Linked DNA regions of Homo sapiens: region 1 is linked to region 2. A link is a contact called in ENCODE Hi-C or POLR2A ChIA-PET data. All regions are on one chromosome and are shown on one strand. Each heading gives the region's core, a stretch centred on a gene start or an enhancer-like site at or near the end of the contact. The rest is flanking DNA. Distances are from core to core; before and after follow the strand shown. Region 1 holds the start of C2orf42 (chromosome 2 open reading frame 42). Region 2 overlaps PCBP1-AS1 (PCBP1 antisense RNA 1).

Evidence for each region. Hi-C counts contacts between places; a loop is a spot of excess contacts on that map. ChIA-PET counts read pairs that join two places held with the same protein, here RNA polymerase II (POLR2A). Pooled maps may share reads with other maps.
Region 1: a pooled map shows a loop between it and region 2 (2.7-fold over the local background). The contact joins the promoter of C2orf42 here to the enhancer-like site in region 2. A Hi-C loop is called at or near these places in 4 of 50 pooled maps. POLR2A ChIA-PET finds 5 or more read pairs at or near these places in 2 of 52 experiments (Caco-2 and HepG2).

Annotation. Positions count from the first base shown.
Region 1 is chr2:70,188,344-70,193,568 of GRCh38, reverse strand. C2orf42 (chromosome 2 open reading frame 42) reads left to right here and starts at 2,550. Exons shown (of 10, transcript NM_017880.3): 1 at 2,550-2,596. RefSeq lists enhancers at 2,142-2,231, 2,252-2,311, 2,103-2,688, 2,902-2,951, 3,042-3,151.
Region 2 is chr2:70,026,280-70,031,733 of GRCh38, reverse strand. All of the region lies in intron 7 of PCBP1-AS1 (PCBP1 antisense RNA 1), which reads left to right. It also overlaps a transcript of ASPRV1 not described here. Among named protein-coding and RNA genes, the nearest start is that of PCBP1-AS1, 58 kb to the left of the region's middle. RefSeq lists an enhancer at 1,772-2,643. Within about 2 kb of position 1,518, at least 24 of the 41 ENCODE cell types and tissues checked have a DNase peak (open chromatin) inside an H3K27ac peak, as active enhancers do.

The DNA of each region.
Region 1 (5,225 bases), core at 1,301-3,800, 160 kb before region 2:
AATTGAGCTTGAGAAATTGAGACTGCAGATCACGCCACTGCACTCCAGCCTGGGCAGCAGAGTAAGACCCTGTCTCAAAAATTAAAAAAAAAAAAAAAAAGGGGGGGGGCGGAGCCGGGTGCAGTGGCTCACACCTGTAATGCCAGCACTTTGGGAGGCCAGGGTGGGTGGATCATGAGGTCAGGAGCTCAAGACCAGCCTGGCCAAAATGGTGAAACCCTGTCTCTACTAAAAATACAAAAATTAGCCGGGTGCGGTGGCGGGTGCCTGTAATCCCAGCTACTGGGGAGGCTGAGGCAGGAGAATGGTGTGAACCCGGGAGGTGGAGCTTGCAGTGAGCCGAGATTGCGCCACTGCACTCCAGCCTGGGCAACAGAGCGAGACTCTGTCTCAAAAAAAAAAAAAGGAAAAAGGAAAAAGGCCAGATGCGGTGAGCCATCGTGTCCCGCCTAGGGATTCTTTAGTTGGCAATTGGTTGAAGGAGTTCAGCTTTGGTAGAGCGCCATGGCTCACTGCCGTAATCCCAGCACTTTGGGAGGCCCAGGCAGGTGGATCATTTCAGGTCAGGAGTTCGAGACCAGCCTGACCAAAATGGTGAAACCCCATCTCTCTGAAACATACAAAAATTAGCCGGGTGTGGTGGCATGCACCTGTAATCTCAGCTACGCGGGAGGCTCAGGTGGGAGAATCACTTGAATCCCAGAGGCGGAGGTTGTAGTGAGCTGAGATCATGCCACTGCACTCCAGCTTGGGCAACAGAGGGAGACTCCTTCTCAAAAAAAAAAAAAAAAAAAAAAAAATAGAGTTAAGCTTTGTCTAAGGACTCGAAGTCAGTACAAAGGAATGCTTACATTATAAGGGTGGGGCATCTGCTTTTTATCATGTGGTGCTATACCTGATTCAGGCTGGAAAGTAAGCCACACGATACAGGGTTAATTTAAAAACTCATTTAAAAAGATGTTATGGTTTGTAGGGTGTGGCTTAATTCTTGCCTTGCATGGCCTTTGGTCTTGTTTATTATTTGGTATTCTATTGCTACAGAGAGTCTGTTCTGCCATTCTTATAATTTCTCTTTTAACATTAATGGTGGTCAGTTGTGCCTAAACTCCAAAAGAGGGAGTATAAGGAGGCATGTCCGACCTCCCTTTCCACCCAGGAGAATTCAGAATTCAGTTTAACATCCCCTTGGCCAAGGGGTGAGGGTTCATTCAGTTGGCTGTGGGGCATGGGATTTTATTTTTAGTTTACATAATAAATGGAAAGAAAACTAAAAAGTCTTCTGGAAAAATTGTGTCCCTCTCCCTCTCTTTCCAGTTTAAGAACTAATACTACAAACATTAGTCCTGGAATGTTCCATTTCTCTTTTTTTATTTTATTTATTTATTTTTTAGACGGAGTCGCTCTGTCGCCAGGCTGGAGTGCAGTGGCGCGATCTCAGCTCACTGCAACCTCAGCCTCCCAGGTTCAAGCGATTCTCCTGCCTTAGTGCCCCGAGTAGCTGGGACTACCCGCACGCGCTACCACGCCCAGCTAACTTTTTTTTTTTGTATTAGTAGAGAGACAGGGTTTCACCATGTTGGCCAGGATGGTCTCGATCTCTTGACCTTGTGATCCGCCCGCCTCGGCCTCCCAAAGTGCTGGGATTACAGCCGTGAGCCACGACGCCCGGCCGGAACGTTCCACTTCTCTTATAAATAGTTGACTAAGGTTTCCCAATAGTAAATTAACCTGCTACCACTAGTAAGTAGCCAGACTAGGGTCAGGAGAGCAGAAAACCTCATTCCAGGGTTTTCCAACACAGTGGCCTCACCATGAACACATTGCACTCGGGAGCTATCTTCAATCATGAACGATGAGCATTTAGATTTATTCCGTGATTCCAAGGACCAGAACTAAGATATACAGGAAGCTCTTTTTTATCTCATTTTAAGAGAAAACGTTCAAGTGTAGTTCAAAGTGTACTTAAGGGAGAAAAAGTTAACTTGTCATAAACATACATGTGATAGAGGTGAATACTCAGGTGGGCAAGAACCTCCAAACAAACTCCAAATTCGCAGCTGACATCTGCTAATAATGTAGAAAATCTCGGGCGATTTTTTTTTTAATTTTCATTTTTTGTAAGGACAGGGTCTCGCTATGTCGCTCAGGCTGGTCTCGAACTCCTAGCCTCAAGAGATCCTCCGCCTCAGCCTCCCAAAGTGCTGGGATTACAAGCGTGAGCCACCACGTCCAGCAACTCAAGTCATTTTTGCATCAATTACCAGCAAAAGTCTATTCAGAAATAGGACTCTCTCAGGCCAGAAGGGAGTCAAGACGAGCCTTGGAGGTGAGCGCCCAGTAAGATAGGCCAGAAGCACTCCAACTCCAAGGCAGAGCCTGAGCTTTACAGCCGCTAGGTCGGCGTATGTTCTACCACCGCATTCCCCCAGTGTCTCAGCGGTCTCTGAAGGAGAGAACTAAAACTCCCATAAGACAACGCGAGCTCAGGTGGGCGGCCACTTGCCGCGCGTGGGCGGCTCTGACCAATAACGATTGTCGTTACAGCGAACAGTTTGGCCCCGTTTGTAAAAGGCCGCGGCAGGCGAAGAGAGAAGAGGTGAGGGCGGTCGTCAGCTAAGGGCCCCGGGGCTCGCGGGGGGTGCGCAGGGCAGGTAAGGGGGTAGTGCTGAGCAAGGACCGGGGCGGCGGTGGGGCAGGGGTGTAGAGCTCGGGTTCCCAGCGGAAAGCATGTCCAAGGAGCGGCTGCCGGCGAGGTGATGCTTCTGCCTGGGCCTACTTGGGACCGGAAGTGAGCGCTCGCGCGGGGAGGATGCCGGGAAGCAGGTCCCAGGGGATATGTGTGTGTCGCTGCAGACCCATCCCGGAAGCCGGCCGGGAGGTGAGCGTCCCGGAGTCGGGCGGCCGCTCCGTTGACTGCAGGGCCCCGGCGGTCTTCCTCCGCTGTTCCGAGGCCGTTGAGGGCTGATGTGCTCCATCCTCCCACTTGTGGTTTGGCAAGCCATCCAGCCGACTACAAACCCACGTTTGTGAGTTACCTGCTGGCTGTGACGCTTCCGTCAAATCTGAGTAACAGTTTCCTCATCTCTAAGATGGGTAACATAGTATCTACCTCACAGGATCGTGTGGGCAGTACATGCATAGAAAGGATTTAACACGCAGTGTACTCAGCTAGTTTTATTATTTATCCGTAATGATCATTTGTTCTTTTCCCCTAACTGTGCCTCACAAGCATGAAACAGAATCCACCAAACATTTAGGTCTGGGTAGTGGTTGGATGGAAACCCATCGCGGGTTAACGCTTCCAACACCAGTCCCTTGACACTCTCCCGCCGAGGAGGCTGATTTGTAAACTTGCTGAGAAGAGAATACCCAGCAGATCTTTCAGGTTTCAAATCCACGTTCTTTACAAGTTGTGTTAATTGTTTGTATATGCTTTCGATATAGAGTCTCTAGGAAGTAATACTAGTACATGTTTTAAAATTCAAATACTGCCAAACAGTGAGATGTAAGTCTCCCTCCTAACTTCTGTTTCCCAAATCCCATGTCGTTTCTTCTGATGCAATAGACATTGTATGTGTGTGTGTCTAGATAGATACATATGTGTATCTCTCGTCTTTTTTTTTTTCTTTTAAAAGAGTAAAACCAAGAATAGCATATTACAAAGTGCTGCACTTTTTTCACTCCACAGTGTATCTTTTTTTTTTTTTAAGAGACAGGGTCTCACTATGTTGCCCAGGCTGGTCTTGAACTCCTGAGCTCAGTGATCCTCCCGCCTCAGCCTCCCAAAGTGCTGGGATTACAGGCGTGAGCCACCACGTCCAGCTACTCAGGCCATTTTTTTTTTTTTTTTTTTGAGACGGAGTCTCGCTGTCGCCCAGGCTGGAGTGCAGTGGCACGATCTCGGCTCACTGCAGGCTCCACCCCCCAGGGTTCACGCCATTCTCCTGCCTCAGCCTCCCTAGTAGCTGGGACTACAGGCGCCCGCCACCTCGCCCAGCTAATTTTTTGTATTTTTAGTAGAGACAGGGTTTCACTGTGTTAGCCAGGATGGTCTCGATCTCCTGACCTTGTGATCTGCCCGCCTCGGCCTCCCAAAGTGCTGGGATTACAGGCGTGAGCCACCGCGCCCGGCCCATTTTTTTTTTTTTTTTTTTTTTTTTTTGAGATGGAGTTTCTCTCTTGTTCCCCAGGCTGGAGTGCAATGGCACGATCTTGGCTCACCGCAACCTCTGGCTCCCGGGTTCAAGCGATCCTCCTGCCTCAGCCTCCGGAGTAGCTGGGATTACAGGCATACGTCACCACGCCCGGCTAATTTTGTATTTTTAGTAGAGATAGGGTTTCTCCATGTTGTTCAGGCTGGTCAGGAACTCCCGACCTCAGGTGATCCGCCTGCCTCGCCTCCCAAAGTGCTGGGATTACAGGTGTGAGCCACCGTGCCCGGCCATGCCATTTTTTTTTAAACAGCTGTAAAAATATTTTATTTTCTGGGAAGTATTCCATTTTGTAGGCATACCATAATTAATTACACCAGTATCTTCTTGAGGGACATCAGGTTGTTTCTTATATTTTGCTGCTACAAATATTCTTCATTGAGTTGCCTTATAATTTCCCTCATTTCACACATGTGGGAGTCAGTCTGTAAAATAAATTCTTAGTAGTGTAATTGCTGGGTCAGAATATCAAATCAAAATATACTGATTCCAAATATGCAAGGAAGATATCAAACAAGCTCAAATTGAGGGACATTTTGTAAAATATTCGACTCTTCAAAACTGTCAAGATTAGGAAAAAGAAAGACAAACTCACGGACTTGAGGGGACTAAGGAGACGTGATGACTCAATGCAATGTGGTATCTTGGATTTGATCCAGAAACAGAAAAAAGGGGCAAAGTCTAGAGTTCAGTTAATAATAATGTGGCAATGTTGGTCCCTTGGTTTTGACAAATGTCCCATGTTTATATATGATGTTAACATTGGGAAACTGGGTGAGTGGTGTTTGGGAACTGTGTTCTATCTGCCACTTTTCTGAAAATCTAAAATTAGTCTAAAAGATTTATTCTTTTTTAAAAGGGAGATTGAGGCCAGGCATAGCGGCTCACGCCTGTAATCCCAGTACTTTGGGAGGCCGAGACAGGCAGATCACTTGAGGTCAGGAGTTCGAGACCAGCCTGGCCAACATGGAGAAACCCCGTCTCAACTAAAAATACAGAAAAATTAGCCGGGCT
Region 2 (5,454 bases), core at 269-2,768:
TCATTTCATTGACATGAGCCCAGGTTTTCTTTTTTTTTGGATGGAGTCTTGCTCTGTCGCCCAGGCTGGAGTGCAGTAGCTCAATCTCGGCTCACTGCAAGCTCCACCTCCCGGGTTCACGCCATTCTCCTGCCTTAGCCTCCCAAGTAGCTGGGACAACAGGCGCCCACCACCACTCCCAGCTAATTTTTTGTATTTTTAGTAGAGACGGGGTTTTACCATGTTAGCCGGGATGGTCTTGATCTCCTGACCTCATGATCCGCCCGCCTCGGCCTCCCAAAGTGCTGGGATTACAGGTGTGAGCCACTGCACCCAGCCCTCAGGTTTTCCCTTTTTTTACCCCTCCTTTTGAAAATTTGATGTGGAATTTTGCCACCTGCAGCCAGAAGAGTTTTAACTAATCAGTGCCATAAATTTTATATAGTTCTCCTTGCAAAATGTGGATCAGCCTTTCTCAGCAAATCCTTTGTCATAAAGTGCTGAATTGTAAGTTTGTCATGAGAATCACATGAGATCATGCATGTGAAGAACCTGGCATTATCCTCCTCATAGAAAAAAACCAGTAAATATTAACTACAGGAAGCAAGGAAGGAGTGGGGTGAGGGGAAGAAGAAGGGGTACTGATTTAAAAGAACCCTGGAGTCCTAAGGATAATCTAGGAACCCTCAGACCCAATCCGATACCCCTATTCTAAATGCTCCTAGTGCCCTGTACCTTCCCCTCATAAGCCTTCATTATCATTGTAATGATATGTTTATGTAATATTTTGATTAATGTCTCTCCTTCACTGACCTAGCAGTTCTAGCAGGGCAGTGATTTTGCTGTGTTGCATCCCCAGCACCTAGTCTGGTATGTGGCATTCAGCATATGTTTATTGAATGAATGGCCATGTGGTTATTCAGATCCTCCTTGATTATTGGGGTTAGGATTGTGGCAGAAGTGGCAAAATCAGGGAGAGTAGTCCCTGTCCCCTCTGTATCTTATACACTGCCCACACTCCCAACACACATACACATACAGAGAATTTTGTCTCAATTAGATAATTAACTTCTGCTTGGTTGTAAACCAAACCACTGGTTCTTAAACTTTCATTGGATCATTTTATTGAAGAATTAAATAGTGTGGTTCTGGCCTAATGTCTGGAAAGCCTTGCAGAGGAGTGGATTAGGTCTTTGTGATAAACAGGCAGCCTTCCCTGCTCCTGTGTCTTTATAAAATCTATTTAACTGGAGTAGTCCACCCTCCCTCAGGCTCTTACAGGAATATGTTGGAGGCTGTAGGAAGGTGGGAAACCGAGAGGGAAAGGACTGGGCCGCTGGAGACTTCACTCATTCCCTAGCAAGAAACAAAAGCAGTAAAAGGTGGCCCGAGGACAACCTGAAGCTCACTCCTTCAGCACTTTTGGCTGGAGGTCACTTGTTGGAGCCCCACTCAGAGCTCAGCACACCACCCCACCAGCAGCCTCCTCCTCCCAGCTGAGGCTGCATTTCATCCCTTCCCCCAGCCTGCTTTCCCTGAGATAGGGGAGTGTTTCCCAGGGCCCATGTGACTTCCACTGGCAAGTGACGATTACCAATGGTTTACTAGTCAGTGAAACTACCAAAGGCTTTTGTGCTGTAGTAATCCTTTTCCTGTTTAAAACTCTGGGGATTTTCTAATGTTGCCAATAGTTTTTCAAGTCAGCAATTACTGTGTGGATTATGTAATGGCTCGGTATTAAAAATAGAAAAGACTGGAGTTTGCATCTATTTTAACCAAATCTTGAAAACAGAGCAAAGGGAGGGGAAGGGTGGAGAGGGAGAGACCAGAGGAGGAGGGAGAAAAAGAGATCATGTGACTGGATAAGACAGCTCACAATTCACTGTGCCTTTCTCCCACCATTTGTGGCCCAAGGACCTGTACTCCCTCCTCAGCCTCCTCTAGGGAGGGGTCCTTGATGAGAATTCTGAGGACACAAGACCCCTTGTGGATATTTCTTAGCTCAGCCTTGGTGTGCTTACCTGCTTCTGACAAGCAAAGTGGCCAAGTAGGGGAGGGAGTTGAATCTGATGTCCTCCACTAAGTCCAGGACTCCTATTTTGTTTTGTTTTGTTTTTGAGACGGAGTCTTGCTCTGTCACCAGGGTGGAGTGCAGTGGCACAATCTCGGCTCACTGCAACTTCTGCTGCCTGGGTTCAAGTGATTCCCCTGCCTTAGCCTCCTGAGTAGCTGGGACTGCAGGTGCGCACCACCACGCCTGGCTCATTTTTTGTATTTTAGCAGAGATGGGGTTTCACCATGTTGGCCAGAATGGTCTCAATCTCCTGAGCTTGTGATCCACCCACCTCAGCCTCCCCAAGTGCTAGGATTACAGGTGTGAGCTACCGTGCCTGGCCGAACTCCTGTTTTTGTTTTTGTTTTTATTGCCAATGTCTTTGCACTCAGCTTGTTTCTCTTGCTGGAATGGTAGTCAGGGCGTCACTTATATGTCTTTAGCATCCCAAATTTCTGTCAGTCCCTTGGCCAAAGTTATTCCAAATAAATATTCAATGTAATTACCTGCCACTTCCCTGCCCCAATCCTCTTTCTGCTGGATTGCCACTCCTAAGCCCCAGATACAGAAATTGCAGGCTTACAATGGGTTTGCTCTCGAATGACATCACACCAGTCCCCTACCCCCTACTCTGAGTTGAGGGATATTTGTATTTTAACAGAGAGCCATTGAGTAACTTTAGGGCCTCTCTGGTGGTGGAAGTTTAGGTGCCAGGGTTGATATTTTGGGAAGGAGAATTTATTTTATTTATTTATTTTTTTGGAGACGGAGTCTCTCTGTCGCCCAGGCTGGAGTGCAGTGGCACGGCCTCAGCTCACTGCACCCTCCGCCTCCTGGGTTCAAATGATTCTCCTGCCTCAGCCTCCCGAGTAGCTGGGACTACAGGCTCGTGCCACCACGCCTGGCTATTTTTTGTTGCGTCATCCCATGGTGGAATGTAGAAGGGCAAGAAAGTATACATGCGCAAGGGAGGAGGGGGCCAGACTTATCCTTTTATCAGGAACCCAGTCTTGTGACTATGACATGAATCTATTTGTGAGAGCACAGCCCTCATGACCTAATCACCTCTTAAAGATCCTACCTCTCAACACTGATGCATTGGGGATTAAGTTTCCAACACATGAACTTTGGTGGATGCATTCAAACCACAGCACCAGGGTTCCTACTATGTCACCTCCAGAGGCACCCAGAGAGGAAGGTTTTGAGTTAATCACATCATAATTTATAGCCCTTGAGCCATCAGAGAGCCCATGCAGAGAGCACCCTATTTCCTAGGTCTCAGGTGGCATGGAGGGGTGAGTACGTTGAAGAAGGTGCTTGCTAATTTCCAAAGACTCAGCGCAAATAAGTTCAGTGGGGTTCATGGGAGAGAGACCTGAAATGAATCAATTGTGGGTAATACTAGAAAGTTGTCTTCTCGTCATTACTTCCATCTATTTCCACACCTACCCCATCACACTCCGTTCTCAGTATCTTCATCTGTATTGGGGTGGAAAAGAGTGCCAACAGCTCAGAATAATGCTGGTTCTAGCTGCACCCAGCCTCACCCAATGTGGCCCAACCTAGTGGAACTGCAGTGAAAGGAAGCGAGAGTTCTAATTATGGGTTTTAGGTATCATTTCACTAGATATGTTGGAGGATCTGAGGACCTTTCTTAGGGACCTTTAATTACAGTACCCTGGACTGGGAAGTGCCCATGATGTGGCACCTCTTTCTTACCCTGTAGGGTTTTCTTGACTACATAATTGAACATACTTATGGGGGTACATGTGATATTCTGATACATACAATGTATAATGACCAAATCAGGTTAATTAGCATATCCATCACCTCAAACCCTTGTCATTCCTTTGTGTTGGTAACATTCTAAATCTTCTAGTTATTTTGAAACATGACAGATTATTAACTGTAGTCACCCTTGTGTGCTATTGAATACTAGAACTTATTCCTTTTATCTAACTATATGTTTGTAACCATTAACCAACCTCTCATCAGTCTCTCTCCTACCCTTCCTGGCCTGTAGTAACCACCATTTTACTCTCTACTTCCATGAGATCACCTTTTTTGTGCTTGATTTATTTCAGTTAACATAATGGCCTTGGTTTTATCCATGTTACTGCAAATGACAGAATTTCATTCTTTTTTAGGCTGTATTTGTATATATACCACATTTTAATCCATTCTTCTGTTGATAGACTCTTAGGTTGATTCCACATCTTGGCTATTGTGACTGCTGCTGCAGTAAACATGGGAGTGCAGATATCTCTTTAATATACTGATTTCCTTTCTTTTGTATGTATTATGCCTAGCAGTAGGATTGCTGGATCATATGGTAGATATATTTTTAGTTTCTTGAGGAACTTTCATACTACTTTCCACAGTGGCTATACTAACTTACATCCTGCTCCACCCCCCGCTTTTTTTTTTTTTTTTTTTTTTTTTGAGAGACAGGGTCTTGCTCTGTCGCCCAGGCTGAGTGCAGTGGCCAGGATCTTGGCTTACTGCAGCCTGGACCTCCCAGGCTCAAGTGGTCCTCCCACATCAGCCTCCTGCGTAGCTGGGACTACAGGTGCACATCATCACGCCCAGCTAATTTTTTAATGTTTAAATTTTTTGTAGAGGCGGGATCTCACTATGTTGCCCAGCTGTTGTGAAAATCCTGGATGCAAGTAGTCCTCCTGCCTCAGCCTCCCAAAGTGCTGGGATTACAGGCGTGAGTGTCCACACCCAGCCTGCTATAGCTTTGTAGTATGTTTTGAAGTCAGGTAGTGCGATGCCTCTAGTTTTGTTCTTTCTGCTCAGGATTGCTTTGGCTATTTGGGGTCTTTTGTGGTTCCCTAGGAATGTTAGGGTTGTTTTTTCTATTTCTGTGAAGAATGTCGTTGGTATTTTGGTAGAGATTGCATTGAATCTGTAGATTGCTTTGGGTAATATGGGTATTTTAACAGTATAAATTTTTCCAATCTATGAGCATGAGATATCTTTTCATTTTTTGTATCCTCTTAAATTTCTTTCATCATTGTTTTATAGTTTTTATTGTAGAGATCTTTTACTTTGGTTAAATTTGTACCTAAGTATTTTATTTTATTTTTTTTTGCTATTGTTAGTGGAATTCCTTTCTTGATTTTGTTTTGTGATTCTTTGCTGTTGTATAGAAATGCTACTGATTTTCGTATGTTGGTTTTGTATCCTGCAACTTTACTGAATTTCTTTGTTGACTTCTAACAGTTTTTTGGTGGAGTCTTTAGGTTTTTAGGTTGTTGTAAACAAGAATAATTTGACTTCTTCCTTTCCAATCTGGATGCCCTTTATTTCTTTTTTTTTTTTCTGATTGCTCTGGCTAGGACTTCCAGGTCTATGTTAAATAAAGGTAGTGAAAGTGAGCATCCTTTTCTCATTCCATATGTATATATATTATTATT